6 separate regions of the Mus musculus genome follow, and regions 1, 3, 4, 5 and 6 are each linked to region 2. The links are chromatin loops, found by intact Hi-C in ENCODE. Cell type or tissue: heart. All regions are shown on one strand.

Evidence for each region. A loop is a pair of places that touch in the nucleus more often than their neighbours do. Peaks named below come from ENCODE experiments on the same cell type or tissue, not always from the same donor. Only the 100,000 strongest peaks of a DNase experiment are listed, where the experiment ranks them.
Region 1: it touches region 2 in a loop (4-fold over the local background); 26 of 42 quality-filtered maps call a loop at or near these places.
Region 3: a loop joins it to region 2, with 8 times the contacts of the local background. A loop is called at or near these places in 14 of 42 quality-filtered maps.
Region 4: a loop joins it to region 2, with 9 times the contacts of the local background. A loop is called at or near these places in 28 of 42 quality-filtered maps.
Region 5: it touches region 2 in a loop (2.1-fold over the local background); 6 of 42 quality-filtered maps call a loop at or near these places.
Region 6: it touches region 2 in a loop (2.6-fold over the local background); 11 of 42 quality-filtered maps call a loop at or near these places.

What each region holds. Positions count from the first base shown.
Region 1 is chr11:100,298,313-100,303,312 of GRCm38, reverse strand. Gm14206 (a long non-coding RNA gene) reads left to right here and starts at 2,387. Exons shown (of 5, transcript XR_880211.2): 1 at 2,387-2,604. In heart, CTCF peaks have their summits at 2,794 (motif pointing right) and 4,788 (motif pointing right); a DNase peak (open chromatin) is centred at 4,812; H3K4me3 peaks cover 150 bases.
Region 2 is chr11:100,166,787-100,171,786 of GRCm38, reverse strand. It overlaps Gm39022 (a long non-coding RNA gene), which reads right to left and starts at 4,903. Exons shown (of 5, transcript XR_880210.3): 1 at 4,850-4,903. In heart, CTCF peaks have their summits at 2,258 (motif pointing left) and 2,544 (motif pointing right); a DNase peak (open chromatin) is centred at 3,426; H3K27ac peaks cover 1,090 bases.
Region 3 is chr11:99,460,581-99,465,580 of GRCm38, reverse strand. No RefSeq gene overlaps it. Among named protein-coding and RNA genes, the nearest start is that of Krt20, 25 kb to the right of the region's middle. In heart, CTCF peaks have their summits at 604 (motif pointing left) and 2,222 (motif pointing right); a DNase peak (open chromatin) is centred at 640; H3K27me3 peaks cover 701 bases.
Region 4 is chr11:100,280,796-100,285,795 of GRCm38, reverse strand. Gm14206 (a long non-coding RNA gene) reads left to right here. Exons shown (of 5, transcript XR_880211.2): 2 at 4,630-4,810. Among named protein-coding and RNA genes, the nearest start is that of Krt42, 13 kb to the right of the region's middle. In heart, CTCF peaks have their summits at 3,027 (motif pointing left) and 3,608 (motif pointing right); DNase peaks (open chromatin) are centred at 3,095 and 3,610.
Region 5 is chr11:99,383,990-99,388,989 of GRCm38, reverse strand. It overlaps Krt10 (keratin 10), which reads left to right. Exons shown (of 8, transcript NM_010660.2): 1 at 1-251; 2 at 898-980; 3 at 1,336-1,492; 4 at 1,599-1,760; 5 at 1,867-1,992; 6 at 2,242-2,459; 7 at 2,721-3,059; 8 at 3,354-3,736. The coding sequence ends at 3,360. Among named protein-coding and RNA genes, the nearest start is that of Krt10, 2.9 kb to the left of the region's middle. In heart, no CTCF peak of the experiment used is centred here; DNase peaks (open chromatin) are centred at 2,349 and 2,899; H3K4me3 peaks cover 1,949 bases; H3K27ac peaks cover 1,502 bases; H3K27me3 peaks cover 709 bases.
Region 6 is chr11:100,065,140-100,070,139 of GRCm38, reverse strand. No RefSeq gene overlaps it. Among named protein-coding and RNA genes, the nearest start is that of Krt31, 17 kb to the right of the region's middle. In heart, no CTCF peak of the experiment used is centred here; no DNase peak of the experiment used is centred here.

The DNA of each region.
Region 1 (5,000 bases), 130 kb before region 2:
CATAGGCAGTTCCTTGAAGGGTTCTTCCTTTCAGAGGCCCAGAGGCTGTGTCAAGAACACAGTTAGGTATAACTCACGCAGTGAGTTCCAGGACAGTCTGGCTTTCATGAGTCTCTGTCTCAAACCCTGCAAAAGCCAGGTGTGGTGGGGCATGCTAGTAATCTCAGGCTCCATGTGGCTATGAATTTGAGGCTAGCCTGGGCTACAGAGTGTGACCCTGTTCCCCAAAACCAAAACATTGGGGGTGGAGAGATATCTCAGTAGTTAGGACACGTAGCACTTTTGCAGAGGACCTGAGTTTGTTTCCTAGTACGCACGTCAGGTGGCTCATAACCATCTTGGTTATGTGGTTTGAACAGGAATGGCCCCACAGACTCATGTGTGTGAATGCTTGGCCCACAGGGAGTGGAACTATTAGGGAGTTTGTGGCCCTGTTGAAAGAACTATGTTACTATGGAGGAACACAGAAAGGGACACACACACACACACACACACACACACACAAATACCTTCCATCCATATATACACAATTAAAAATAATAAAAATTAATCTTAAAAAAACTAAAATATTTAACCAAGCATATAAACAAAGCTCAAAACTAAACAAAGACTTTATCATGGAAAACTTTGTTATACTTTACAGTGCATATGTGCACAGGTAATTCACAGAGTGAAACTTCTGTTTCAAATCAAACCTGCCCCAGCATCTCTCCCCTCCCATGAGTCACTGTTACAACCCATGGCAACTCTGTTACCTTGGAGACAACACCCTAGATCAGTGGTTCTCAACCTTTAGTGCAGTTCCTTATGTTGCTGTGACCCCCAACCATAAAATTATTTTGTTGCTACTTTATAACTGCAATTTTGCTACTCTTAAGAATTGTAATGTTTTGGAGTTCAAATCCCAGCAACCACATGGTGGCTCACAACCATCTGTAACAAGATCTGACTCCCTCTTCTGGAGTGTCTGAGGACAGCTACAGTGTACTTATAATAAATAAATAAATAAATCTTTAAAAAAAAAAAAAGGGCTGGTGAGATGGCTCAGTGGGTAAGAGCACCCGACTGCTCTTCCGAAGGTCAGGAGTTCAAATCCCAGCAACCACATGGTGGCTCACAACCATCTGTAACAAGATCTGACTCCCTCTTCTGGAGTGTCTGAGGACAGCTACAGTGTACTTATAATAAATAAATAAATAAATCTTTAAAAAAAAAAAAAAAGAATTGTAATGTTTTAAATATCTGATATCCAGGATATCTGATATGCAACCCCTGTGAAAGGGTCTTTTGATTCCCAAAGGGGCAGAGACCCACAGGTGGAGAACCACTGCCCTAGATCCTCACTTCCTACTCCATATCCAATGGGCTAAGTACACCCTGGGTTCCCCTTGCACAGTGCTCTGGACTGGCTGTTTTTTTGGCTTTCACGGGTTACAGAAGAGTTTCCCAGTCTCCTCCTGTGTTTCTCTGCTCCCAGCCCTGCTTTCCGGTGTCTGACTCTTCCATAGCAACCAAAGTCTCACCTTGTTCTGTGGAGTCAGTCTTTGTCTTTTCCTTTAAAATTTATTTATTTATCTAATGTGTATCAGTGTTCCATCTGCATGCTTGTGAATGTGTGTGAGTGCACTGGCTCCCCTGGAACTGGAGCCACAGACAGCCATGAGTTGCCATGTGGACTCTGGGAACCGAAGCCTGATCCTCCAGAAGAGCAGCTAGTGCTTCCAACTGCAGAGCCATCTCTCTCTCCAGCCCTTCTGTCTTTCCTTGATGTGGTCAATCAGCTCTGGGCTCTGCTTATCTCCATCTTCCGCCCCTACGTCCTGGGTATCAGAGCATTATTGCGACATCCTCACCCTGGGATGGAGCAGATATTTGGTTCTTTCTCAAAGTCTTGAGGTTTTGCCTTAAAGTTACCTTTTCGCTGAGGCCCTTCCTTCCTTCCTTCTCTGTCTGTCTGTCTGTCTATCTATCTATCTATCTATCTATCTATCTATCTATCTATCTATCTATCTATCTATTTACTTATCTATCTACCTATCTACCTAAGAATGAGACTGTGTCCACTATATAGACCAGGATGGCTTAGAACTTAGAGAGTTCCACCTGCTTCTGCATCCCGAGTCCAGGCATCAAAGTTGTGTGACACCATGCATGGTCTGATCATCCAGTTTTAATTGCGTTTCAAACCAACCTCTCCCCCTGTCAATCCACATTCCCTTCTCTGTCTTCCCCATCCTTCTCTCTCTCCTTACAAACACAATTTCCTTATTTATTTAGGCTTCTGGGTAATGTGCTTACCCTGTTCCATCTCCCCTGCTCCGCCCCCACCCTCCCGTCCTGTCCCCCCCCCCCCCCCCCGCCCTCCGGCTCCGTCCCGTTTCTGGAATCTACCACCGTGTTACTGATGTTCAGGTAGGCTTAAATCTCTCTCTGTTTGCTTGTGAGCCTAGCTCCTAACTGCTGAGCCATCTCCCCAGCCTCTGGCCACCACCTTTTTATGTAGCGGAGGAGGACAGTGCTGGATAGTTTTATGTCAACTCGATAGAAGCTAAAGTCATCTGAGAAGAGGGAACTTCAAAATGCCTCCATAAGATCGGGCTACAGGTAAGCTTGTAGGGCATTTTTAAAATTAGTGCTTGATGAGGAAGGGCCCAGGCCACTGTGGCTTCCATTCCTAGGCTGGTGGTTCTAGGTTCTTCTTATTTTTGATTATTTTTATTTTATTATTTTATGTGTACAGGTATTTTGTTTTTATGTATGTCTGAGCAGCACATGCATGCAGTACCGCCAGCGACCACAAGAGGGCACCAGATCCCCGGGGATTACAGATGGTTGTAAACCATCATCTAGGTACTGGGGATGGAACCCAGGCTCTAAATCAGAGAGCCAGTGCTTCAGCCTTTGTTGTTGTTGTTGCTGTTGTTTTTTCGAGACAGGATTTCTCTCTGTAATCCTGGCTGTCTGGAGCTCAGAGATCTACCGGCCTTTGCTTCCCAAGTGCTGGAATTAAAGGAGTGAGGCACCATTGCCCAGTGGTCCTGGGTTCTATAACAAAGCAGACTGAAGCCGGGCGGTGGTGGCGCATGCCTTTAATCCCAGTATTTGGGAGGCAAAGGCAGGCGGATTTCTGAGTTCGAGGCCGTTCCAGGACAGCCAGGGCTACACAGGGAAACCCTGTCTTAATCCCCCCCAAAACCCCAAAAAACCCAAAAAACCAACCAAACAAACAAACAAAAAAAGCAGGCCGAGTAAACCAGTAAGCAGCACCCTTCCATGGCTTCTGCGTTGGCTCCTGCCTCCGGTTCCTGCCCAGTTTGAGTTCCTGGCCTTTGATAATGAACGTGGAAGCATAACGTCAAATAAATTTTTTTTCTCCCTAGGCTGCCTTGGTGCTGGCGTTTCATGGCAGCAACAGAAACCCTAAGACAATGGCTTTGAGCTGGGCGGTGGTGGCGCACGCCTTTAATCCCAGCACTTGGGAGGCAGAGGCAGGCGGATTTCTGAGTTCGAGGCCAGCCTGGTCTACAAAGTGAGTTCCAGGACAGCCTTGGTTACACAGAGAAACCCTGTCTAAAAAACAAAACAAAACAAAACAAAACAAAACGACAATGGCTTTGAACTTAAAAAAGTCTTTACTTGTATTTATGCGGATGTGTTTGTGCCTGAGTTTACCTGTGCCGTGTGTGTGTGTGTGTGTGTGTGTGTGTGTGTGTGTGTGTAGCCGCCTGCAGAGGCCGGAACATGCCAGCTCCCCTGGATCTGCCATCACAGGTGATTGTGAATCCTTTGAATTGGGTGCTAGGAACCCACCTGAGGTTCCCTGAAAGAGCTAAGCACTTATCTGGGGAGCCATCCCCCCAGTCTTGACCTTAAGCTTCTGGTCTCTACTTTCTGAGTCCTGGGGTTACAGGCAGGCCTGCACCCAGTTTATGTAGTTAAAAAAATTATTTATTAATTTATTTTATGTATATAAGTACACCATCACTGTCTTCAGACACACCAGAAGAGGGCGCCAGATCCCATTACAGATGGTTGTGAGCCACCATGTGGCTGTTGGGAATTGAACTCAGGACCTCTGGAAGAGCAGTTAGTGCTCTTAACCACTGAGCCATCTCTCCCACCCCCAGTTTATGTAGCCTTAATGACTGAACCCAGGCTGATCCTTGGGCCCAGTGCATGGTAGGCAAGCGCTCTAGCAACTCTGCTATAGTAAACTCCAAATGTTTCCACACCATTTGGTATGGCTTGTAGTAAGGTCTTGAGAAATGCCAAACACGTGTGACATAAAGAACACTGTTTAGGTGAATACCCCAGTATCTGTGTGTAAGCAGCAATCCCAGGCCTCTTAGATTTTATTCACTTCTTATTTCTAGTTGTCTCAGATTTCTTCCCAGGTATGTCCCTGGTCTCCAAGGCTCTCTAGTCAGCCGATGACATCATCCCCTCCCCCAACCCTGTGACTCAGACGTGGCAATGTGTCCTGTCATCCCATATCCTGTCTCACATGATCTGTTCTTCACCTAAGGACTGTGGTCACACGTCCTGGGCCTGAAACTCAAGGAGTCACACTTGATTCTCAAGTGGTCTTCTCTAGTGACTTAGATGTGGTATCTCCTGAATTACCTTTTGTTCTGAGGGAAAACCGACTCCAAGTTCAGTTTGGAGGCGTCCCCCCCCCATGTCTTTTCCTTTCTGTATCCCCTGGAGCTCCAGCTATAACCTGTTTAGATCAACCCAAGAAGAATTTAGAATTTCAGGGTCTAAGCAGTCATAGAACAGGCGCACTTCCAGCGGCGGCCACACGATGGCAGCACAGACCGGGTTTAGAGACGAGACCTGCTGCCTGAGTCTAGCCTTCAGCTGATAATTACTGGGGCTCCAGAGATGTGTGGCACAGTCCTCTCTTTAAGGCTGGGGGACTTTGGGGCTGGCCCAGGGGCGTCAAGCATGGGGTTGTGTGTCTGTAGACCGACCAGGAAAAGGCCTACCATGGAGTTCGA
Region 2 (5,000 bases):
CAGGCCTATGGACTTGGTCCAAAACCGAGTCTAGGCTAAACTCAAGGTGGACTGAGGAAGGATTTCTGGCAGTTAGATAAAATCCACCATTCATCAGTAGCTTGTGAGACAGGCTCCTGTCTGCCATTGACATGACATACACCCGTGGTTGCAATCAAAGCCTGTGTTGGCCTCCAGGCTCCGTAAGTCCCTACGTCATGCTTTTCAACGTCCAGGCTAGCCTGGCCCTTCTCACCTTCTCCACTCCTCTACCACCATGCCAGCTCCCAGGCTGATGAAGATCCCAGGCCTTGCCTCCTCCCAGATACCCTGTCTATCTATCTATCTATCTATCTATCTATCTATCTATCTATCTATCTATCTATCTATCTATCTATCGCTTCTCTTCTGACCCTGTTATTCTTACTTCTCTCAAAGATATCCAGTCTGCTTCCTTTTTTTTCTCTGCTTTAGATTCTTCAGATGCCTCTGGCTGTTCTCTCTCTCTCTCTCTCTCTCTCTCTCTCTCTCTCTCTCTCTCTCTCTGTCTCTCCCTCTCTCTGTCTCTCTCTCTGTCTCTCTCTCTCTCTCTGTCTCTCTCTCATAAAACCTTCCTCCATATCACAGAGAAACCATTTCAGCTGTTTCTTTACTGTGGCCTCGTTTATAGACAGGCAAGAAAGATGCCAGCCATCTTGGAAGTACACTACTTTTACTTCCTAGTCATGGCTCCTCTCCCTGTCTGTCTGCCTATTAGAAATTCGTTCTAACTACTAGACCCTCAGCATAGGGCAGGGCCTAGGTCAGAGGTTGAGAGTAGTTTAACTCCACTGTGGGTGTCCTTTACAGTGCCTCAGCTGGCCAAGCACCTCTGAGTTTAAGGGGGCTCCTTCCAGAGCTGTGAAGTCCTAACCTTGATCTTGAACTTTCAAGTGACAGTAGTTCAGATAGGCAGGACCTGATTGGACTAATTTCTGTTGAGACAGGGGTTCTCTATGTAGCCCTGGCTGACCTGGAACTCACTCTACAAACCAGGCTGTCTTTGAACTCAGAAATCCTCCTGCCTCTGCCTCCTAAGTGCTGGGATTAAAGGAGTGTGCTGGCTGAAACTCACCAATCTTAAAACCAACATTGAAAAGCCCTAAATTCCCCCAAACTGTCTCCTTCCCTGAGACACTTATCTCTCTCAACAACACCTCAGTGTCACCCAATCCTGCCACTCCCCTCCCCCAAGTCTAGAGGAAAGTCGTCCTCTCTCTTATATCTAAATGCAAATGAAACAAAATCTTCCTCACCAGCCCCTGGGCTCTCATGACTTCATCCTTTTCTGTCCTAGGCTGCACTTAAGCTACTCTGGAATTCCCAGAGGAAAAGTTTGGCAAATTCAGGAGGACGATGGGAACAAAGAACAGAACCCATCAAATGCATGGGATGGAATCAAGCTGATAGAGCTAAGGGGAAAGGAAGAAGAGGATGGCGACAGCTCCCAGGGGTCTACGCTGTAATCCACATTGTGCCCTTCTAGGTGACTCATGCATTCAACAAATCCTTAGAGGACACACAGTTCCTGTTCCCAGGGGCATCCCGTGCCACCTGCAGGTGACACAGAAACCACTTCCAGTGAGCCATAGGCTGTGACGGGAACGATATGCAGGCTGCAGAGTGTGGAGCGTGGTCACTGATCTAGACTTGGGGCAAGGCTAGGGGAGAGGGTCAAGGATGGCAAGTAAGACAGGGAGGGTAGGTGAAAGAGCTGGTGGAAGTGGACGTGGCTCAGAGATAAGAAGGTGAACGGTTATTAAGAGCCACATTGGAGTTATGGCCTTGAGGGGCTCCCTGCCTTCCTCCTGTGGGTGCTAAGGTCAGATTCAGGTCTGAGTCCTGAGTCCTTGCTGCCCATGGGGACCCTAAACCAGAATTAACCCCTGTTCCAGAATGGCCTCCTCCCCGATCCCATGAGGTGCTCCAAAGAGAATTTCAGCAACTTGTTCCTAGTCTATCCAAGATGGCTACAGTTTTGTTACCTATGGGTCTCCCTGAACTCTACTCCCAGTAGAAGTGAGACATGAGATGACTGAGGTATTCTGGGAAGTTTTTCAATATACTGTGACTGGAGCAGGACATTTACTCCTAAGCAGGAGGTTCGCTGATCTGGAGGCAACCTGGGGCAGGCCAGAAGCTGGTATGAATAGTGCCTTCAATAACTGCCTCACAACTATGGCTGCAGCGCCCCCTTGTGGACATATTACACACTGGTGAAATGTCAAATTAGTTTTACAGCTGGAAGGTAAGTGCTCTTTCTCGGAAGACAGTACCTCCTCCATAGTCCCGTTGGCCAGAAAAAAGGAGACATAAGCCCAGGGTTGCACAGGTGAAACTTTGGACTTTTGGTCCTCCTGGGTTCTAACTCTTGTAATACTATCCATTTAATCCTCTTTGCTACTGTAGGAAGGCCAGGGAGCAGTCTGGAGTATAGGTTCTGCAGTGTCCAAGATTTTTCTGGTTTGAATAAGGCTAGGTCAGCCGGACAGAAAAGGAGTTGGGGGTGGACGAAACCTGCCCGGCTTCAGAGTGTCAAGCGTCCTTTGGCCTCCAGGGGGTGCTGTTGAGCTGAGCTGGTCCTACTCTGGCTGGGAAGAAAAGGACGCTTTGCAGCCTGAGGACAAAGGGCGTGTGTTTTATCAGCTGGCTGCCCTTGTGCAAGGCCCTCATTCTCTCTTCAAATGCATCTTGGACTGCACAAGAACAAAGATCCAGTCCTGCTTCCCTTACCTAGTTTTGGAGGTCTAGAAGGAAGTGCAGTTTGGCCTAGGGGCTTGCAGGGTGGGCCTATGAGGTAAGCCCGTGGAGAAGCCAGCAGTGTCTGAGGCTGCTGGACATGACTACCACACACATATCCCAAGACCAGGCCACCCGTAGATGATGCAACCTATGCTGCAGGGCTTTGGACTCTAAATGCTGTCTTTCCTCTTATGGTTCTCCTGAGTTTGCTTAGAGAGTACGTGAAGGTGGTGGAAGGAAGGGACACGAACAAACACATGAGCCTCTGTTTCCTTATCTGTGAAATGGGTGGTAACCATTTCTCCTGGAAGGTTGCTGTAATGCACATATGTATATAACATATGTATGTAATTTACATAGTGACTGTAAAGAAACAGGGAGTAGGAGTCAGGGTAGCTAGTTTTTTACATGTGAGCTCATGGCTGGAGATTGGGCTGAGACAGACAGACCCCACTGTTAACTCCCTGAGGCAGGTGGAGAGGTTGCCCGTGGCAGTGGTGTCCTGGACCGGAGTGCTGAGAGTGGAGCCGGGCCTTCCTAAAGCACTCGGATGGGCAGGAATTAGTGTTGTGTGGAGATGGAGTTAAGAGGGGCTGAGGCCTGGCAGGGTGAGGGAAAGGGCAATTAGGAGGGGTGTGGAATGAGTCACTCACCCCAACCCCCTGCTCAGCTTGGTGGGATGCGGAAGGAGTGAAGAGGCCCTGCTGCCTGGCAGTACCGGGTGCAGACAAGCCAGGTAGGGAGGCAACCCTGGGAAAGGACATGGCGCCCTGCCAGCCACACCCACTGGCCAAGGCCTTGCCCTACCCTGTTTAACCCATAGGGCGGGGGCTGGACGAAGGAGAAATGCGGCCCGGAAATCTCAACATGTGGTGCGGGGGACCTGAGATGAGGGCTGGCTGCTTTACTCTGAACCTTGCTTCTCAAGGCTTCCTTCTTTTGTTTGGTACAGGCTGGATATGGAAGAGGATACTTAAAGTTGCCTCCCCTCACTTCCCCCATCTAAGATACAGGCTGCCTGTATATCAGGTTTCATGGAGATTTTCAGACACTTGGTCCCATTGGGGCTAGATGGATGCTTAGGGGTAGCTGAGAGGGCTGTGGGCAAAGCACACCCTGTCCAGAGATGTAGAGAGTGGTAGAGTCAGCAGAGAGCAGCACCCAAGGGGAGCTCGGATAGGGGTTTAGAGGAGTGAGTTTGGGGCCTGGGCAGGGGATTGTGTGGGAGAAGAGGCTGCCGGTAACAGGTTACCACAAACCAAGACAAATTCACCATCGCCTTGATTTTGAGGTGGATTTCTCTAGTATCCTGAATTGCCATCAAATTCAGGATTCTCCCCCGCCCCCCGCCTCAGATCAGCCTTCCGAGTGCTGGGATTGCAGGTATGCTATCATACCTATTTCAAACTTGTTGCCTCACAGTCTGAAATGAATTGTATGACTAAAATGAGAGCGTAGGTATGAAATGCCTTCCTCTGGAGGCTGTGGCATGGAGGTTAATCTTAACTGTCAACTTGACTGGATTTAGAACCAGGAAGCAAGGCTTCTGGTGTGTCTGGAAGCTTGTTTCCAGAGAGGTGAGAAGTGACAAGACCCATTCTTAACATAGGAGTCTGGTAGGGTAGGGTCCAGGACACAAAAAGACATCTAGTACCAGGCCCCCAGACCTTAGCATAATTAACTCCATGATGAAAGTACCACTCAGGCCATAAAACTTAGCACAGAGACAACATCACCAGCCAAAATGAAGACAAAGACCTAATTCATTAATGTCTATAGTTCTGGGAAAGTCTCTAGATGTACTAACCTTGCCTTTTGGCGTTTGTAGTTCTGCTTGCTTAGCTGTTCTTGTTAACAGGAGTATGCCAGTCTAGAATATAGTTATTGTGCTTAAAAGCTCACCCTGAGAAAGGCTCAGGGTTACGCTGGCATCGTGAGACCCTGTGTTGTCACCAGCCCGCTGATAAAGGCTTTCTATTAGTTTAAACCCTTGCCTGAGTAGCCTTGTCCAGAGGATACCCCACAATTGAGCTGAGCAACAGCCCACGACTCTCTGCTGCCCTATTGTGGATGTGATGTGACCACCTACCTGATTGTCCCGTCACCATGACTTCCCTGCTATAGTGGACTGTCCCCTCAGACCTTGTGACAAAAAAAAATGCTCCCTTCCCTACAGGGCTTTGGTTGTGTATTTTGTCATAGCAACCAAACAAATAATGAACACAGCACTTCCTTGTTTG
Region 3 (5,000 bases), 710 kb after region 2:
AAATTACCATCAGGCCTGTAACTTTTGCGGAAAAGGAGTCCCAACCTCTGCTGTGGTTGGGAGAGCAGAACTAACTGGGTTAAAATCACAGCAGGGTAATTAGGCCTCTCTCAATAACTCTGCCCTGGGAAAAGTGGACCATCTCTTAGTAAAGCAAAAAGGGGCTTTGATCCTTCACAGCCGACTAAATGGAAGCAAAGGCACTTTGCAGACTACCTAAAGAGGTTAGAATTGGTGCAATCACTTAAAAGATTTTTAAAATGTCTGAATCATTCTCCTCACCCCACTCCACCCCATCCCTGCTGCTAACCCAGGGCAAAAATTTTAAATAGTCAAAAGAGACCATGGGCAGTTTTCTTTTAAAACTGTATAGTTTTCTTCAATCCCTTTCCAGACTCATGGTCAACTATTGCTCATCATGGTGTTTTTCGCAAGATGCTAATTTGAACAGAGTAAAAAGGTCGGGAGGTGAGTCAGAAACTGGATTTTTTTTTTTTTTTTTTTTTTTTTTTTTTTTTTTTTTTTTATCCCCAGCAACCTGGAAGGGGTTGCTTCAGGTTAGCCTCTGTTAGAGAGAAAGAGCAAGAGCGACCCCTGCTGGCCAAAGAGGCAAGGCACGCTTTTTCCTTCTTCAAGGTGCAAATTTGAAGTCAAATTAATCTCCATGTCATCACATAAAAGACCTCAGGGATTATACTGACTGTATCCTGTGAACGATGGCAAAAAATGGCCACCAGGACATAACTAGGCCTTCTCTTATCTCCGTTGAGCCTGCATGACACCACCTCACAGAACATGAAGTCCTGTGTGTGACAGGGAACACTTTAACAGTTATTTGAACTGGAATTCTAGCCAAAGATCTTTCTCAAAATAAATGGAGCCCTATGAGACAGCAGATGTTCTGTCCCCTCCAATCCATAATAAGGACAGCTTCATATTACTCTACTTCATCATAGTTAGTCCATCCACAAAGGACAGAGCTGACCAGGTCAGTGGGAAGGGGTGATGTCAGGGCAGGCTTAACCTATTCCCTGGTGGGCACAGTGATTGAAAACAAATGGCCACTCTGGTCTCACAATGTGTTCAGGGCCTCCTCTGAGCCCATCTGATTGGAGAATAAGCTAGAAACTTTCAGTAGCTTTCTCTCTTTCTTTTCTCTCTCTCTCTCTCTCTCTCTCTCTCTCTCTCTCTCTCTCACACACACACACACACACACACACACACACACACACACACACACTGGGCCACTCAGCTCCCTGAGATCATTACAATATAAGAGACTTCTTTTCCTTTTAACACCGGTGCCCTAATAAGAAGCTTCTGGAAAAGTTAAAGGATATTTAAAGTCATGCTTTTACCATCCCCTCACTCTCTGGGAGTCAGCAGACAAACAGTGCTTGCTAACAGGTGCAGACGAAAATCAGGTGACCAGAACCATGAGCTCCCCATGGTGACAGTGCCACACAGGTCAGGTGGCAGCTGAGGCTTGGAGCCAGAGCAGACACAGGCAGTGTTACAGGGACAGGGACTTCTGATTTCAACGTGGGAGAACCCCAAAACTAGTATTGCTGAAAAGATAAACTAAGACTTGACTCGTTCATTGTCTGAGTTCTGCATCAAAACCCAGTGCAACCGGGTTTCCTGGTCCCAATGCCCTACATCATAGGCATCCCCACTGGCACGTTTCCAGAGGTCTGTCAAACCCAGGAAACATTTAAAGTAAAATACTAAGATAATGCGAACATAACAGCAATCACTCAACACCCTTAATAAGCTTGGCAGGACTTTGGAGACTAGCCTCGACTAATCTGAGGACAAGATTCGGAGAGACTTGGAGTCCATGCTCTGGATGGATCTAGTACTTTGCTGTGTTTGTTAAAACATCTAGAGTGCCTTCCGATAACAGTTTCTGGGCTCAGGAGTACAAAGTAGCATGGTGTTATCCTTTCTCAGATTTGAAAATAATCCAACTTAACCCATCGTCCAGTACAAAAACTATACACATGACCAATATGACTTTAGCCTGAAGCATCTCACCACACTACCTTAGAGAATCCAGTGTGGCTGACAACTGAGAGTCGTTGCCTGAGGAATTCCTCTTGGATCGAAGGAGAGTGTAACATAAGAGTGGAGAGGGAAAGAGGGGCAAGAGGGAAAGAGAGAACCCAGGGGCTGAGATCTAGCAACTATCAAAGCCATGCAGGGAAGCATGGAGCCAGCAGAGGGAGCCAGAGCTACGCACGAACCAAAGCCTCTTAAGACCGTAGAGCCAAAGGATTCACTCTTATCTCTGAAACGTCATTACCAGAAGCAGACACAATTGCAGTGGCCCTGAGTCTCTTGTTTCCAGATCTATCCTTTCCCAAAACAAATCTGATATGAATCAGTGTTTCGTGTTTTGTGTAGAGAAACAATCAATCGAATGTCTTATTTAGATGAATGCACATAACAAGACACATTTCATTAAGTGTGTGTGTGTGTGTGTGTGTTGGCTCTTTTCATGCGATAAATTTTGAACATATTTTTTCTGCTCCTCCAGTTTTTCCCAACTCTTTCTACCACCCTAGACACCCAACTTTGTAGTCTTTCTCCCTCAAAATAATTAACTGAATAGATACATAAATTGATAAGTAAATAAATAAGACAAAGAAAAATGCACGCACACACACACACACATATCACCTGTCATTGACTCTGTGCTGGCCAACTACTCCTGAGCATGAAGCCTTCCCTGCAGGGTGCTTGGTGTATCCAGCATCACTCCACTGGAGAAAACTGATTTTCCCTCTCCCAATAGATATCATTTGCAAAGAGCTTCTTGGTGAGGAATGGGTCTTTATGCTCACTTCTCTTTCTCCTTCTCCCTGCTGGGATTTTAGCAAGATAGATTTCAGTTGATAATAGACATCCTAAGAACAGGAAAAAAAGTCTTTTTCTTTAGTGTGTATGCATATGTGTGTTCATGTGTGTACAGGTGCAGAAGTGTGGGAGTGTATACATACAGGTGTGTGTGTGTGTGTGTGTGTGTGTGTGTGTGTGTGTGTGTGCTCGCGGGGGGGGGTGTCATTCTTGGGTCACCTTTTTGCTTGAGTTGGGGTCTCTTACTAGTCTGGAGCTTGCCATTAGGGCTAAGCTAGCTAGCCAACAAGCCAAAGGGATCATCAGCCTGTCTCTACATCCCCAGCCTTTTAAATTGGGTGCTGGAGATAAAACTTGGCTCCTCGTGTTTGCAAAGCGGTCACTTTACTGAGAGTCATCTCCCCAGCCCCAGAGAAAAGACTTGGGGGCGATTTTTTCCCTCTTTAAGACAAATTAATGAAACTCCCCCACCTCTGCATGTCTGTCTGTCTCTGTGTCTCTGTGTGTCCCTCTCTCTCTCTCTGTTTCTCTCTGTCTCTCTGTGTCTCTCTCCTCCTTAGCTGTGTATTCATTGTCACGCCCAGCCTTCAGAGTTCCCTCCTACAGGCTCCTTTATTGAAATGTAGACCACTGACCCATTCTGCAGCTAGCCTGTAATTATGAGATGGATCCACCCTTGGGAAGTTCCTTTGGAGACTGTTGCTGTTCCATTTGTCAGGGTGTAAGACGGGAGGGACCTCCCCCAATGCACTTGGACTTTATACCCTTACTCAGTCAACTCGCATGTGGGCAAAGGTCCACCCTCCAGCCTCCTGGAACAGGAGCTGAGGAACGTGAAGCCGGGTAAACCCCATGAATAAGAGGCCCCTGCTCATTCACAGGGGAAGCATCTCATTATGTTGCTATCCATCACACTCTCACCCCAGGTCAGTGCCATAGAATGACTCCGGGAACCCAAGTTCGGACCTTCGGTAAAAGAAAGGCTCCACAAGGTGTTCTTGTAAGGATGGTGAAATCTCCAGTATTAAATAGCAATCTTGTGACATCGGGCAGACATGGCCTGTGGCTTTATCTTCCACTCTACCCACTGTGCCCACTCCTCCTTCCTTTAGCCCAGCTCCACCTGCATCCGCCTAGCTGTGGAAAGCCGCCCTCAGGCCTGACTGAGTCCCAAGGAGAGACAGACTTTCACTCTTGTGCCTAGATGACACAGGACTGTTGGTTTTTCTTTCTTTTTCTTTCTCTTTTCTTTTTTTAGAAGGATAGACTGATTTGAGGCTGGGGCTTGTTGAGGCAATGTCTCACTATGCATCTCAGGACAGCCTTTAGTTATAAATCTTCCTGCCTCCACCTCCCAAATTCTACGAAGTAATTCTAGGTACCATAAACTTGTACCACCCACCACTCCTGGCTGTGCTGAGTTGTTGTTGTTTTGTTTTGTTTTGTTTTGTTTTGTTTTGTTTTGTTTTGTTTTGTTTTGTTTTGTTTTGTTTAGACAGGGTTTCTCTGTATAGCCCTGACTGTCCTAGAACTTACTCTGTAAACCAGGCTGGCCTCGAACTCAGAAATCCACCTGCCTCTGCCTCCCAAGGGCTGAGATTAAAGGCATGTGCCACCACTGCCCAGCATTAAACTATTTTTCTTATAGATTCTTTTTTCTTATTATTTTCATTGTACATGTTTCTTGTGTTCAGAATATGTGTCCATAATGTATAATGACCAAGTCAGCATTTTACATTTATGTCTCCGTGACTTTTTTTTTCAGTTTCTGTGAACTGTTCAACAAAAACCCCAATGCCAATGGTAGAATGCCTCTTTATAAGTTGTTAGTCAAGGAGATCTCAGAGACCACCCAAACAGTATAGGCTTTTACAAGTCTTCTTGAATGCCTATCAGAGCTAGATGGTAAGGCCACACTCATAGGATGCATGAAACACAGAAATCACTTAGAAATGAGCTGGAAGCTTCCTCCACACCTACTAGTTTCATAGTCCCCAAGGATGCTATGGAGGCTACTGGGGGAACAAGCAATGTTCTTACCCAACTGAGGCCCACCAGTCAGCCGAACAACCTGTCAAGTAGATACGCAGACATGCGCAATAGTTATATTGCTGTTAAGGAGATGGTCAGTTATTCTTTGA
Region 4 (5,000 bases), 110 kb before region 2:
TCCATGTGTAGCACAGCCTCTGTTGTGAGGACTGAAGGCTGCCTGGCTAGGCCTGGGTGAGGGTGGGGAAGCAGAGGAGGTACAATTCCTGGGCCCATCCAGTCCATTGCTGGGCATGGGAACAGGACCAGCCTGAGATGCCCAAACTGGACATGAAGCCCTCAGCAACTTTGGAGGACAACATTCCCTTCCCAGAGTTCCTTTGGCCGAACTTCAAGGGGCATTCTACAGTGACCTTGGTCCTGGGGTGTCTCTGGGGACTGGCTTCCTCCCCGTTTCTCTTGTCCTGTGCCTCGATGGGGTGGAGGGAGGAGATCGCCTGTCCTGGAGTGCTACAGCTCGGACAGCCTCGCTGTGTGTCCTGTCCCCGTGTCCTGAGGCTGAGGCTGGCTGAGCATGCACGTACACATGCATGTGTGTATACATTCGTGTGAGTGTGTGCTTAGTGGGGGAGGGCAGAAGGGCCATTGTGCATTCAGACTGTGATCTCTATAGTTGGGGTCTGGACAGCAAAGGATTCTGGGAACTGTTCCCTGACAGCCAGGTCCAGGGCAGCTTGGGAAGTTGTGGGAACAGGAGAGGACAGGTTAGAAGGGAGCGGCAGCTGCTGGAATGTGCAGGCCTGGTGCACCCCACCCTCCCTCAGTCAGGGTTGGGCCCTCTCGGTAAAGCCAGCACTCAGTCCTTCTCTAGCTGTCCCCAGCTCTGCCATCAAGCACCCCCTTCCTGCTCGCTCCTAGGAGGTGCTCCATACCCCCTGGCTTTTTGTTGGGTTACCACCAATTGGCCCAGCTAGGAAAGGCTTTGGGGGGGAGACCTTTTTGGAACGCCTAGAAACTTCTCTGAGTCTTGATGCTGGGAAACCATTAGTCCTCTGTACAGACAAAGGTTTTGTCGCTCACGGGGGACTTCATTCTGAGGAGTTAGGGAGAGACAGGGCCCGTGGGAGGACCAGTGGGTGGATTTCTAGGTCAGCCCCGCTCCCCAGGTGACAGCTGAGGGTCAGTCAGCCCTGTAGATTCTGGGTCCCCGTTTGCCAACCTCTGTAAGGGAAGCACGCCTTCCCTAGCCCATACCTACTGCCTTTAGGATCCAGGCCGCTTTCCCTGCTAGGGTCCCTGGCAGGCTGGCCCTCCCCCCCATCTCTCTAGGCTCAGCATCCATCTCTGTCTCCCCTCCTCTGGCTTGTCTCACTCTTCTCAGAGAGTGTGAGCTTCTTGTGTGCCACTGGCCTTCACACCTGACAGCCATACCCGTGTGGACAGGCAATGTCTACAGTGACTCCAGTTTGTGCTGTGCCTCCGTACCTGTCCTGCCTCTTGACTGGCCCAGGGTGCTTAGATGCCCCCAGAATTTAATCTGCTCAGGCCTTCGGTGTGCCTCATAAGGATAAGTGATAGCGCCCAAGTGTCCCTGTCAGGTTTTCTGGCCAGGCCTTGCCTCACACAGTTCAAAGGTGACCTAACTGGAAGGGAACTGAAGCTTGAAGTCATCAGGGCCTGGTGACCTGTGTGTGCTGTCAACACTCCTGGTCCTGATTCTGCTTGCTCTAGACTGGGAATGTGGGGGACATCACTCTACCTTGGGTTTGGTATCTCCTGGGAAGATTCTAGAAATCTATCCTGGGATCACGGCCTGTTCAGGCTTGTCTAGGGGTAGCCCTGTGGTAATGTAAGGTTTTTTTTTTTTTTTTTTTACTATAGTGGCAATGGCGGCTTTGTGTGAGTGTGAACGAGTGTGTAATGTGACAATGAAGAGGTTGTAGGACTGAAAGCACGGGCAAGTGTACAGGGCAAAAGTGTGCACACATGAGACAAGTGTGACTGTGTGTCAGTGTGAGGTTGTGTGCGCATGTGCGATTGTCTATGAGCATGTGAGAGCATGTGTCTAAGCTTAGAGTGTGGCTGTGTGTGGACCTGAGGATGCAGGGCTGTGAGGTATGTGTCTGTGTGCCACGTGCACGCACTAGTGCAAGGGCATGTGATTAGACTTGAATGAGGTTGAATGTGTGAGTCCATATGGTAGCCGTGTGCAAATGTATGTGTGGGCTGTGTAGGTGTGCATTTGTGTGCAAGCTCTGTGAAGGTGAGTTGCATGTGCACCTGTGTGAACTAGCCACTTGCGTTGGGGAAGTGCTGAACTTGGACTCAGGCCCACCTCTCCTCTAAGGTTATAGTCAATGTAAGTGAAACCCAGAGTCTTTCTATGAATTCTGGGAAATTCCAGGGAACTGCAGGCTCAACCCCCGCCCCCCAGGGGAGTTTCCACATTCTAGTGAGAACTTTGAGGCCTTTCTTTCTTTCCTTCTTTCTTCCTTCCTTCCTTCCTTCCTTCCTTCCTTCCTTCCTTTCTTTCTTTCTTTCTTTCTTTCTTTCTTTCTTTCTTTCTTTCTTTTTCTTTCTTTCTTTCTTTCTTTCTTTCTTTCTTTCTTTCTTTCTTTCTTTCTCTTTAAAAACGCAACATGGAAGAGAGTCAAAATAATACTGACAAAATGTATGTAGGATTTAAGACATAGAATCACAGGACCTTGCACTAGCATGCATTCTGAAATGTATATGTGTGCACACGTTACACATGACGCACAGACCCATACCTCACAATCTTATATCCCCAATAAAGGCATAGAATCTACTATGTGTTATTAGACACTCAAACTTAAAAAAATCAATTTAATTTGAAATCACATGAATGTGTGTGTGTGTGTCTGTCTGTCTGTCTTTGTGTGAGAATGTGCAAGTGAAGTGCCCACAGAGGCTAGACATATTGAATTCCCTGGAGCTGGACTTCCAAGTGATTGTGAGCTACCTACTATGGGTGCTAGGGACTGAACTTGGGAAGGAAAAACATGCTCTTAACTGCTGAGCCATTTCTCCAGGACCTCAGACACTAAATCTTTCGACATGGGCCCTTCCCCTATCCTCATGGCCCTGGAGTTAGTGAGCAGAAGCCATTCCCAGGTCTGAGGTCAAAACAACCGCGGTGTCTGTCCAGCTAGCCCCGAGCAGCTCAGTGCTGCCCTCTGCAGGCGCACGATCAGAGATTCGAGCCTCTTAGCTCCAGCCTAGGTGACAAAGAGCCTATCTGGCTCATCCAGTGAGACCCTCTTGCTGTTCATCCACACATGCAGAACATGCTTGGATGTGCATGTAGGGTAGCCATGTAGGTGTGCGCATAGCCGTTTCTTTCATTGGTTTGTATCGGGTTCCCAGTTTTGGGGGGTCACACCCTGTGTGGCATGCACACCAATAACAGCTGCTGCTGTTAAAGAATTTTCAGTAGGAAGAGAGTACTCCTCTTGAAGAATAGGGACTGACCCAGGGATCCCCAAACTCGAAGCTGGCCTTGGGGTGAGCAGTTTCATAGAGGAGCCTAAGGGGTAGGAAAGGAGTGACGCGTGGGACAATGGACACAGTGGCCCAACTGGGGCTTGGTGCAGTGGGAGAGTCGGGGGGTGGCATACTAGGGAGTTGTATAATGAGGGAGATGAGCTGACCCAGACTCCAGGGAAGGGGTCTGAAGAGGCAGCTGACAGATATGTGGTCCAGCATCCTCCTGAATTTCTTCTGTGTCTTTGTGAACAAGGGTGCAGTACCGCAAATTACCAGCAGATGGTGCTCTAGCTACAGGATTGAAGCTTAGGTTGCACTCTGTAATGCGTTCTTTCCAAGAATGGAAAGATGCTGGAGCCTAGAGGCCAAATGGCTTCCCTTTTAGGGCAAGAGGACCTTGGGACGAGGTGGGGCGGGACTCCACACTGTCCCTTCAGCTTCCTGGTCAGGTACCTGCCTGTTCAGCTTCTATTCTTTTCTGTCTCTCAGCGACTTTGAAACACCCCCCAGGAACATAAAGACCCCCTCTGGTCTGCCCTGGAGGTTTTTCTCTAGACTCCAGAGTCTGTTGAGAGTCAGACAGCCTTTTTAGAAAGTTCCTGGTTGTTATAATCCAGGGCTCCGCCCCACTCTCTTACTTCCCTGGACGGCCTGTAGGAGGAGATTCCTTGTCTGTTTTAAGCTGGAGTTGTTAGGACCAGACACAGCTCACTCTCCTGCCACAAAGATCTAGAGGCTTCCACAGGACTGGTTGGTGGGCACAGCTCTCTTCCTAGCTGAGCTTGGGGCTTGGGGGCTGTTCCTTAATGGCTGTGGGGACAATGGAGATTATGGAGGAGGGCCCTTCAGTTGTATATCCTTCCCTCCTCTCCTTTGGGGAAAGGGCTTTCCCAACTCTGGTGACTTGGTCATTCATTTGATCATTTATTTGACAAGCATTGTTTGGTGTGTCTATTTCTGGGGACAGAGATGGAGGTGGCCGGGTCCCATCACCAATAAACAGGTGAGGATGTACAAGGTGTCCCTCAGCTTCCCTCCGCCTAAATTATGTCTGCAACACAGAATTACAGTCATCACTGCCCACCTGTTCAACCTAGAAAGCTATCCCCCTGCTTCCAACCTGCCCTGGCCTGTGCCCTGCTGGCCACCTGCCCTGATCCATGCTCCTGCTGGCTACCCAGCTCTGTGTCCATTTTCATGTCTGTTTCCCAGGCTGTCACCTCAGTCTGGGGTGGGTTCTGGGTTCTCCCCAGTGTTACATTTTTCTCTCACTAAGGAAAGCCTTTTTCTCAAACTCCAGGAGCTGGGAGGAGGTGGGGCAGAAGCAAAGACACAATGGATGAAGGTGACCCAAAGGGACTGTTCAGATGGAAAAGAAGACCCACAGACAACATGGGGAAACCACTCACACAGCGAGTGTGCGGAGGCTGAGCCATGCTTGTGAACCATGTCATCAGCTGGCAAGGAGAAGACAGGCAAAGGTCAGGAAAGGTCAGCTTGTAGGGGTCAAAGGTCAGCTCGTAGGGGTCGGTAGGGACCCAAGAAGAGATCCTGGATATTTATGTCAACTTGATATGAGCTAGAGATATCTGAAAGAAGGGAACCTCCATTGAGAAAACACCTCCATAAGATTCAGCTGGAAGAAATTTTCTTAACTAGTGATTGATGGGG
Region 5 (5,000 bases), 780 kb after region 2:
GAGGAGGCTTTGGCGGTGGTGGATTCGGAGGAGATGGTGGCAGCCTTCTCTCCGGAAACGAGAAGGTGACCATGCAGAACCTGAACGACCGCCTGGCCTCCTACATGGACAAAGTCCGGGCTCTGGAAGAGTCAAACTACGAGCTGGAGGGTAAAATCAAGGAGTGGTACGAGAAGCATGGCAACTCAAGCCAGCGAGAGCCCCGGGACTACAGCAAATACTACAAAACCATCGAGGACCTTAAGGGGCAGGTAAGGCGCTTCAGACTCCGGCTTTCCATCGTTCCTAGGCATGCAATGCAGAGGAAGCTATGCCAAGTGTGGCACAGCTGACTGCTGTCTCTTCCCTGTTACCTTTTCATGTCTAGTGTAACCAGGCCTCATCAAAGATATTTATGGCAATGTGTCATCTAGCATGTGTGTTGCCTGTCGTCCAGGATGACAGACTACTGAGAACCTTATAGGTTTTAACACACATATGCGAGTTCACAGTTAAAATAGGCTAGGTCATACATAAGTGTGGGAGCTAAGATAATTTTAAATGAGTATGTTACATATATGCATATATATGTATAGATATGTATAAATTCACCCCTAGAAGTATTTATAACAAGTTAAACAGATACAAACATGAGTCACTCAAAAGTTAGCTGCAACACAAACAAATCACATACTATAAAGGAAAGGGTCGGCTGCAGGAATAGTACAATCCCAGCCAGTGCTCAAAAAGCAACCATAGCCATAAAGGTCCTGAAAGACCTGAGGGGAAGTATGGGCAAGTCTGGGACAGTCCATGTTTAGTTTGTCAGAGAACTATCTAAAATGCAACTCACCTATGCTAACCTGAGAAGCCAGAAGCCCACCTGATCTTTTCAATAACGTGTGTCTCTCCCCTCAGATCCTCACCCTGACAACTGACAATGCCAACGTGCTGCTGCAGATTGACAATGCCCGCCTGGCAGCTGATGACTTCAGGCTGAAGTAAGCTATGTGGATGTGGTGCACACACAGCAGGGGCTTCCAACAATGCTCCTGGATGCCCACAACAGCTTTTACACTCTCCTGAACTCATCTGGAGTGAAACAGTGCTAAGCTGTTTGTTTTTTTTTTTTAATTTAATTGTCATATCTTTTGGGCAATCGTTAAAGGAGGGTGTGTTTTAAAGTGACAGCTTTCTTCAAATCAAACTATATTAATTAATATTCCTACATGAATTCGTGTATTATGAATGTTGCCATGACATGAAACCAAATCTGTATCTGCACTGTAGTCCGTGTATATCCAGGTATACCGTCATCCTCCTGTATATTCAGTGTTTGTATCTTGCTTGCTTCAGATACGAGAATGAGGTGACCCTGCGCCAGAGCGTGGAGGCCGACATCAATGGCCTGCGCAGGGTACTGGATGAGCTGACCCTTAGCAAGTCTGACCTGGAAATGCAGATCGAAAGTCTGAACGAAGAGCTGGCCTACCTAAAGAAGAACCACGAAGAGGTGACACAAATTTACATAATTACATTCCCCCCTTTTAAAGAAAAAAAAAAAAGCTCATCTGGGTCGTGGTGTACTCACTAATTAAATCTAACTGCTCCTCAAACAGGAAATGAGAGACCTTCAAAATGTGTCCACTGGTGATGTGAATGTGGAAATGAACGCTGCCCCAGGGGTTGACCTGACTCAGCTGCTGAACAACATGAGAAACCAATACGAACAACTTGCAGAAAAGAATCGCAAGGATGCTGAAGAGTGGTTCAATCAGAAGGTAAACTAGCCAATCACCCTTCTTAGTGAAGCCCATGGAGCTTTTCTTAGCATGCCCAAATGGTCTCATCTTTTCCCTATTTTTTTTTTTTTTTTTGATCCTCTAGAGCAAGGAACTCACCACAGAAATCGACAGCAACATTGAACAAATGTCCAGCCATAAGTCTGAAATCACTGAATTGAGACGTACTGTTCAGGGTCTGGAGATTGAACTACAGTCCCAGCTGGCCCTGGTACGTTAAATCTTATAACCTGGCTTCTATTTTATCCTGCAATTGTTCATGCTAAAAATGACTTGGGGGCAAGAAATTAGAATCGAAATTGCAGCTTGTGGGCGTGTGGGGGGAAAAAAAAGAACTGCTCACATGGAGGCAGTCCTGCTCAAACTTTGGCAGTGCAGCCTAGCACGAATCCTAATTTACTTTCCTTCTACGAGGTCTTCCTGAATCCCATGTTTCACCTTAATAAACCCTTCTTCTCAGAAACAATCGCTGGAAGCCTCCTTGGCAGAAACAGAAGGTCGCTACTGCGTGCAGCTCTCCCAGATTCAAAGCCAGATCTCCGCCCTGGAGGAACAGCTGCAACAGATTCGGGCTGAGACCGAGTGCCAGAACGCCGAGTACCAACAACTCCTAGACATCAAGACCCGACTGGAGAACGAGATTCAGACCTACCGCAGCCTGCTAGAAGGAGAGGGAAGGTACATCGGAAACCTGCAAAAATCCTCCACCGCTTTCCTTCAGCACTGCACATAGCAAAGCTTGCCCAAGCCCAAGGAAAAGCCAGAGGCGGGAAGGGGAGCAGGAATGGGTTTAGGAATTAGGGCTGTGTGTATGAATATCCGTTACGAATGGCTGGAAACTAATCCACAAACTTGACTGGATTATCAATACTGCACTGGAGCGCGACCTGACGCTCCCACATTAGAAGTGGCCGCATTTGACCTCCACACTTTCTTTAGCTCCAGCGGTGGCGGCGGCGGACGCGGCGGCGGCAGCCACGGCGGTAGCTACGGCGGAAGCTCCGGTGGCGGAAGCTACGGCGGAAGTTCCGGCGGCGGCGGCAGCTACGGCGGAAGTTCCGGCGGCGGCGGCAGCTACGGCGGCGGAAGCTCCGGGGGCGGTAGCCACGGAGGCAGTTCCGGTGGCGGCTACGGCGGCGGAAGTTCCAGCGGTGGTGCTGGTGGTCACGGCGGCAGTTCCGGTGGCGGCTACGGCGGCGGAAGTTCCAGCGGAGGCCAGGGCGGAAGCGGAGGTTTCAAGTCTTCCGGTGGCGGCGACCAATCATCTAAAGGACCAAGGTCAGCTGAAACTAGCTGGGGTAATCTGAAATAGTTTTAACTTTCTCCAAAGGTTTTGTTGCTCTTGAAACTCAAGAGCTGATTTTTAAAACAATGAAAATCTCGAGTTAGGTTTTCATTTGTGTTTTTAATAACCCTATAGACATCAGTATTTGAAAATGTCATATACAGCTTAGATATTTTTTTTCCAGAACTTGGAAAGGTTATAATCTTCCTTTTGTAATAGCTTGTTAGTAGTTAGGATTCCTACAAATCTTTTCACCTAAATTCTAATTTATTTTTTATTATTCACAGATACTAACAAAACCAAAGTGATCAGGACGATTATTGAGGAGGTGACACCTGAGGGTAGAGTCCTTTCGTCTATGATTGAATCAGAAACCAAGAAACACTTCTATTAAGCTGCATAGAAGAGTCTCTTCATACGGGCCACTGGACAGACGTGTGGAAAACATAAATGTCCAAGAAACACTTTTGTCTTAATGGTCTGTGGAAATAGGTTCACTCCTTGAAATTAAGGTCTAAAAGGTGTTTTGTGGTTTCTGTATTTCTTCTTTTCATCTATCAGAAAGTGTTCTTTTGTGGAGAAAAAAGAAGAAAACTTTCTCACTTACTTATTAATTTCTCATTTACTAATAAATTTCAATAAACTTTCTTACTGATGCAAACTATAAAAATCTGTCAGAATTATTATTTAGTTGGGTGGGTGTGCTTGGACCAGTATGAGTACTCTGGGTGAAGAAGTCCATAATTGCCCGAAACTTACATTTCCTAAAGATACACAATGAGTAGAGAACTCCCAGCTCTCTGGCCGTAACTTGTTTCAATCTTGGAAATTTTGAAATCATCTCAAATAAGATTCCCAATATAAAAAGAAGTTTCACATTCTCTTTATTTCTCACATTTTCTATTTTCTTCCAATTATGATATTGCTTCTTAAATACTACTTATGATACATCTTCCCACCGAGCTTCGACAAAAGTCAACCAGCCCAACAGAAATTCTCAAAATTGTTATATACCCAATAAAATTATTTTGTGTCTGCCAGATGACAGCAGTGTGTCCAAACAGACACCTCTAAATTTCCTGCCCCCCCCCAACACTTATATGTAATCAATACATATAAAGACCTTGTTCTATCTGTATACACTTAATTATATCTCCCTACCAGACCCCAACTGTGCTGGCTAGTTTTTTGACACAAGGTAGAGTCATCTGGGAGGAGGGAGCCTCAGTTGAGAAAATGCCTCCCTAGGACTATAGGCAAGCCTGTAGGCATTGTCTTCATTAGTGACTAATGGGAAAGGGCCCAGCCCATCGTGGTTCTGAGTTCTACAAGAAAGTGAGCTGAGCAAGCCAAGGATAGAGTCAATAAGCAACACCCTCTCATGGCCTCTATATCAGCTCCGGCCTCCAAGTGCCTGCCCTGTCTTCCTTCAGTGATGAACAGTGATGAGGAAGCACAAGTCAAACAAACCCTTTCCTACCCACGTTGCTTTTGTCCAGGTGTTTCAGTACAGCAAAAGTAACTCTAAGACATCAGCTGACACGACTTAGTGCTCTACTTGGGGTACAGTAAAGAGGGAAAGCCCTAATGTGCTTTGGGGTTGCCCGTGTCCATTGACTAGCAGCGTCAACATCCTTCTTGACTTGAACGCTAGTGCTTTTCAAGATCTGAGCCCCAATCCCTTGCCATTTCAGTGGGATGATACTAAATAATCCACACCCTAACATATAACACTTTCTGTGTGCCCTAGGAGACAGTGCCCCTCCACAAACATTGAAAACCAGGCTCTTTTTTAAAATCAAGAATTAAATTTAAAAAAAAAAAGACTTTCTCAATCTACATGTGTTGAGACTTGTCAACCCATGTACTTTGAGAGACATTTGGGATACTAAACCATACCCCAGTGCAGTCTAAACTAGATTATAATACTAGTG
Region 6 (5,000 bases), 100 kb after region 2:
TAACATTAGGAGAAAAAGGCTACTATGGGTGTAAGAGCCCAGACTCCCTCTAGAGAAGAGCTGCCTTATGAGTTAGGAAGGTCTCCAATGTCTCCTCACCCTGGGCCTTGGGACAGACTTTCATAATGGCACTTGTATGTATAGGAATACCTCTCATATTGACACAGGTGTGGATAGGATTGCCTCCTTTGGTTTGCCAAGGGACAGGTCCAGGCACTCTTTGTTTGGTCAGAGTTCTTCTCATTTTAGCCATCTACTTCTCTGCTCCCTCAATGGACCCCAAACTCTGAGGTGTCACCTGGCGGGGGCGTGCCAAGTTCCAGACTGAATTGGACACTAAGCTTACTGTGGTCGCCGCTGCATAGAGTTCTGAGGAGACGCAGTGTGAACACGAGGCTGTGACCGGGAGGGGTGGGCAGCTGCTGGAAGGTGGAGCTATGGTTCTGAGCTCAGGCAGAGACTGTGCTGCAGAGCAGGGTGGCCCCTTTTGGCTCTGCTCTGGGTTGCCGAACTGCCCTGTTTGTTTTGTTTTGTTTTGTTTTGTTTTGTTTTGTTTTGTTTTGTTTTGTTTTGTTTTGTTTTTACTTTCTGTGCTTTAGTCTGAAGGCATCCGCTCGCCTGTCACATCTCACTTCTCAGTAACTGCCGTTCTGCCTGCTGGAGACCCTGGAGGTGAGACCTACACTGGGCTCTCTGGGGTGCAGCTCCAAGCTCAGCCATCTTGTCACTCATTCTTTATCTTCAGCACACAGGCCATGCCACATGCCACAGGCCACATGCCACATGCCACATGCCACATGCCACATGCCACATGCCTGGCAGTAATAGCCAGAAGTCTCACTAGTTAGGTCTTCTAAAAATTAAGTCAGTTCTTTGTCTAGAGTTGAGACCTTACAGCGCTCTTTCCTTTCCACCCTAGGATACCCATTGGTGCTGTTCTGGTCCAAGTCATTTTTAGTCAGCCTTGTCAGCGCGGCTTCATGGGTGTGGCTTCTCTGATACTTCTAGAAGACAGAATCCTGTTTCTTTGTCTCGTAGAATTCTTTGGTTCCTTCTTCTGAAATGATTCTTGAGCCTCAGGTGCAACTAAAGGACGCTGAGAAAGGGGGACATAGTCTTCCCTAGGGAAGAAGATGCCAATTGGTTGTCTAATATCAAATGGTCAGCTAGGAAACACAGAAGTAACAGTGGAGGGATTGAGCAGAACGTGTTTATAAATTTAGGAACACATACACACATGCACACATACACACAGAGGCACAGGCACACGCACACGCACACACATACACACACACACACACCAGCATCAACTATAGAATAAGAGACTATGAATTTGAAAGAGAGCAAGGGGATACGTTGGAGAGGTTGGAGGGAGAAAAAAAGGAGAGATGATCTAATATTATATTATAGTAAACATTTAAGTCAACTCTCAGACTCTCTGTGGGGGAGAGGCTTTGCTCTCAAATCAGCTTGCCCCAGAGCAGCGTTCACATCAAAAGTGCTCCTTTGGAATGACGCACGTGGCCCAGCTGTTCATTTAACACAATGTCTCTGGATGATGCTTTTTGGCCGGGTATTGAGAACACATGAATGTGCAGGGCAAAGGTTTTGTTAGAATTTTTGATGGGAACTTCTTATGGTATTGGCAATGCTGATTTCAGAGCTCTAGAGGCGTTCTCCAAACCCTCCGAATTTGAGAGTTTTGCCATGGTCTTCATGGCTGAATGTAGTGGTACCTAGGTTTCCTACTTCATCCTTCCCTATTGCAGAAACACACACAGAATTTTAATAAAAAACTTAAATTACATATTATATATATATGAGTGCTTTGCTTGAATGCATGTATGTGCATCCCATGTGTGTCTGGTGCCTGTGAAGGTCAGAAGAGAGTGTCGGATCCCCTGAAACTGGAGTTAACAGCTGAAAGCCATCATGTGGGTGCTGGGTATTGAACCTGCGTCCTCTGCAAGAGCAGCAAGCACTCTTAACTGCTGAGCCATCTCTCCAGCTCCAAGTGAACAGAACTCCTGTCTGAAGATGAGGTATCTATGGTCCTGAGCCTCCTTAGCAACTTAGAGAGATGGCTATCTGAGGTCTGGGCTCAACCGGAGGCAGAGAACTAGAAACAGTAGAAGCTTGTGGGCACCAGGGCCTACTTGTGGGGTGTGATTAACATGTACTAGAGCCTTCTGGAGAGTGAGTGCTGCACGTATGTAATGTAGGCGAACCCTGGCCAAACCACATACCAGGCTGTCAGGCCATTCCTCAGCAATAACTGAAGTGCTTGCGGATCTCAGCACAAAGAACACACCTTCCTGTGTATCTTTGTCTAGTGACTCATGCACCTCTACGCTGACAGAATGTTACATAAATGACAGACACGCCCTCTCGTGGCCCCATCCTCAGCCTTCAGAACGCTGAATGACACAGATGCTAGTAACAGTGGATCTGTCAGCATGGGTTCCTTTGATTTGTGTGCCTAGTTGATAGCACGCTTCCTGTTCAGTCCTTTGGGCCTCATTTTTGTCTGTTGACCACTGAAGTATCTTTCATGTTCTCTTGTTTAGCTCGTTCTTTCTTCTCTCCCTGCAGCCTCCCCCACCATCGCCACTGACCGGGACTGCGTGTTTCCTTTGCCTCTCTCTCAAGCTGTGACCTGTCAACCACAAGCCCCACTTTGCCTACGGAGACGGTGCTGGAGATGATGCTGAAGTCAGGATTCCAATGCAGGGAGGGTATCACGGAGGTGGCGCTGGGGTCATGGTGTTTCCATCTCCTCCATTCTTAACCTTTTCAAAAGACCAGATTGCCCTGGAGACATTTCTACTAAAATGCAAGCAGTAGATGCTTCCAAATATTGGCTTTCTGTTAGCCCTTATGCTGTATTTCTTTGAAATTTAATTTGGCAAGAGTGTCGTTATCTTCCGTTAAAGCTCACATTGTTCTCAGTGTCTCTTCTGGGGTTTGGGTTCTAGTCCATTGTCCCAGAGATTTTTAAGATGCGACTGTGCGCCTGCTTCACGTGGACCGCCACCCACCGTGCACGTCAGTTGCTGTTATTTTGGTGTTGCTCTTCATGTGGTGGTCTTCAAGTTGTTGGATCCTCATTGGCCTTGCCACATTACTGCAGCTGGGTCTTAAGTCCCTGGGAGAATGCTCTTTCCTGACTCTCGGTGTGCACTTTGCCTGTAGTTCCCCAACGACTCCTGTTGCCAGGCTCGGATTCCTTCAGAACAGCTAAGAACTAACATGTCCCTACCGTGCTTTTGGCATCTTTGGCCTCTTGGTATTTTATCCGAGAGCAAACTCAGCCCTCTTAGAGATCCAGTTTAGTTAAAAGGAGCTTGGTCATGTTGAGAATTGCTTTGACCGAGTTGCCAAGTTTTATCTCTCATTCAGATTGGCCCCTGTCACAGAAGCATGAAATTCCTTAGGCCTGGAGGCCCAGCGTGGGTACTGGGGACAATTGTCTTGGTTCTGGCTCGATGCCCAGAGATGTACTTTTTTTTTTTTGAGAAGCATTGTCATAGATTTCTCAGTTCTCTGTCTTCGTTGCCCCACAAATTCTGGCTTTGAGGATTGCAGTTGACACTAGAACCCTCTAGGTCACTATCACCTCTTAACCAGGGTTCTGGAAAAGACCAAAGTGGTCCTTAGCAGGCCGTGATGGAAAGGCAGATGGAAAAGCAGTCCCGAGGGGCTAGGCTTTGCCAGGAGCTCCTGACTTTGGCAGGCACAGAATATGCCCGCAAGAACAAAATCTCCAATCCTAGCTTACCTGTGTATCTGGGAGAGGAGAGGAGAGGAGAGGAGAAGAGAGGAGAGGAGAGGAGAGGAAGAGGAGAGGAAGAGGAAGAGGAAGAGGAGAGGGGAGGAGAACAAAGCATAGATACCTTTCTTTGCTGCTACATCATTTGGAAGATAGAAAACTTTTGCTAGAGTCAGACAGAGCTGATCTCAGATGCTGCCTGGTGATGCTAGCCTGAGTCACTACAGTGGTGACCCCTTGATGCCTAGTCCTCAATGGAAGAAGTAGAATTATTACCATTTCTTTCCATTAGGTTGAGGGAGAGCTCACACAATGTTCCTGGCAGGTGGCAGGGACGTAGTAGATACCGCTTATGGAGAACCAGTGGGGACTGTCTGTCCAGCAGGAGGGAAGAGCTGGTGAGGTGCACTCCCAGGGTCAACTTGAGGAGCCCTAGCTGTCTATGGTGGTGGCCTGGAAGTGTGACAATAGCTCTTGTCTATAACCATGGTTCTTTCTAGAACCATGATTGCTACTAGAGACTTATTTCTCCTTTTGAGTGGTCCATCTGACACTAGGCAAATAGGTTTTTGTGTTATCACAAGCCTAGAATATCTCTCTCTGTCTCTATCTGTCGGTCTTTCTGTCTGTCTGTCTGTCTGTCTCTCTGTGTGTATGTGCATGCACTCATATGTGATATACCCGTCAAATTGCTGTATGAAAAATTGAGTTTACTCCCAGAGACTGGTGTTCCTGTCAAGTTTGGACGGAGGAATTTCTTTTTGCAGTGGGCAGTGGTAACTACAGAGATTCATAATTGGTCTAAATGCGGAGAATAAGTGGTTGTTGGATACTCAGTCCTGAATGGGACATCTAGAGCATCCCCCTTCGAGGCTCAGGGAACACTGCAGATGATGGGGCGGGAAGAATGTAAGAGCTGGAGGAAGGGGTGGAGCCTTGGGTTCTGGGCACGATCTGGCCATGGCATTCTCATACCCACACCTGCTGATTATGCATAAGTCTGGGCCCAGCACCACCCTGTCATGGAGAAGGGAGTTCCTGTGCCTCCCTGATGATTTATCGGCAATTGCTGGTTTCTAAGGGGGAGGGGGAGACATTTCCTTCAGTGGTGAAGTGTTCATGCTTCTACAAATGACTCCTGTGAGCAACTCTAATGAAACACGTTGGGTCGTCATCACAAAATAAACAAAGACATGGGAAGATAGAAAAGGGGCAAATTGGTAAGATCTGG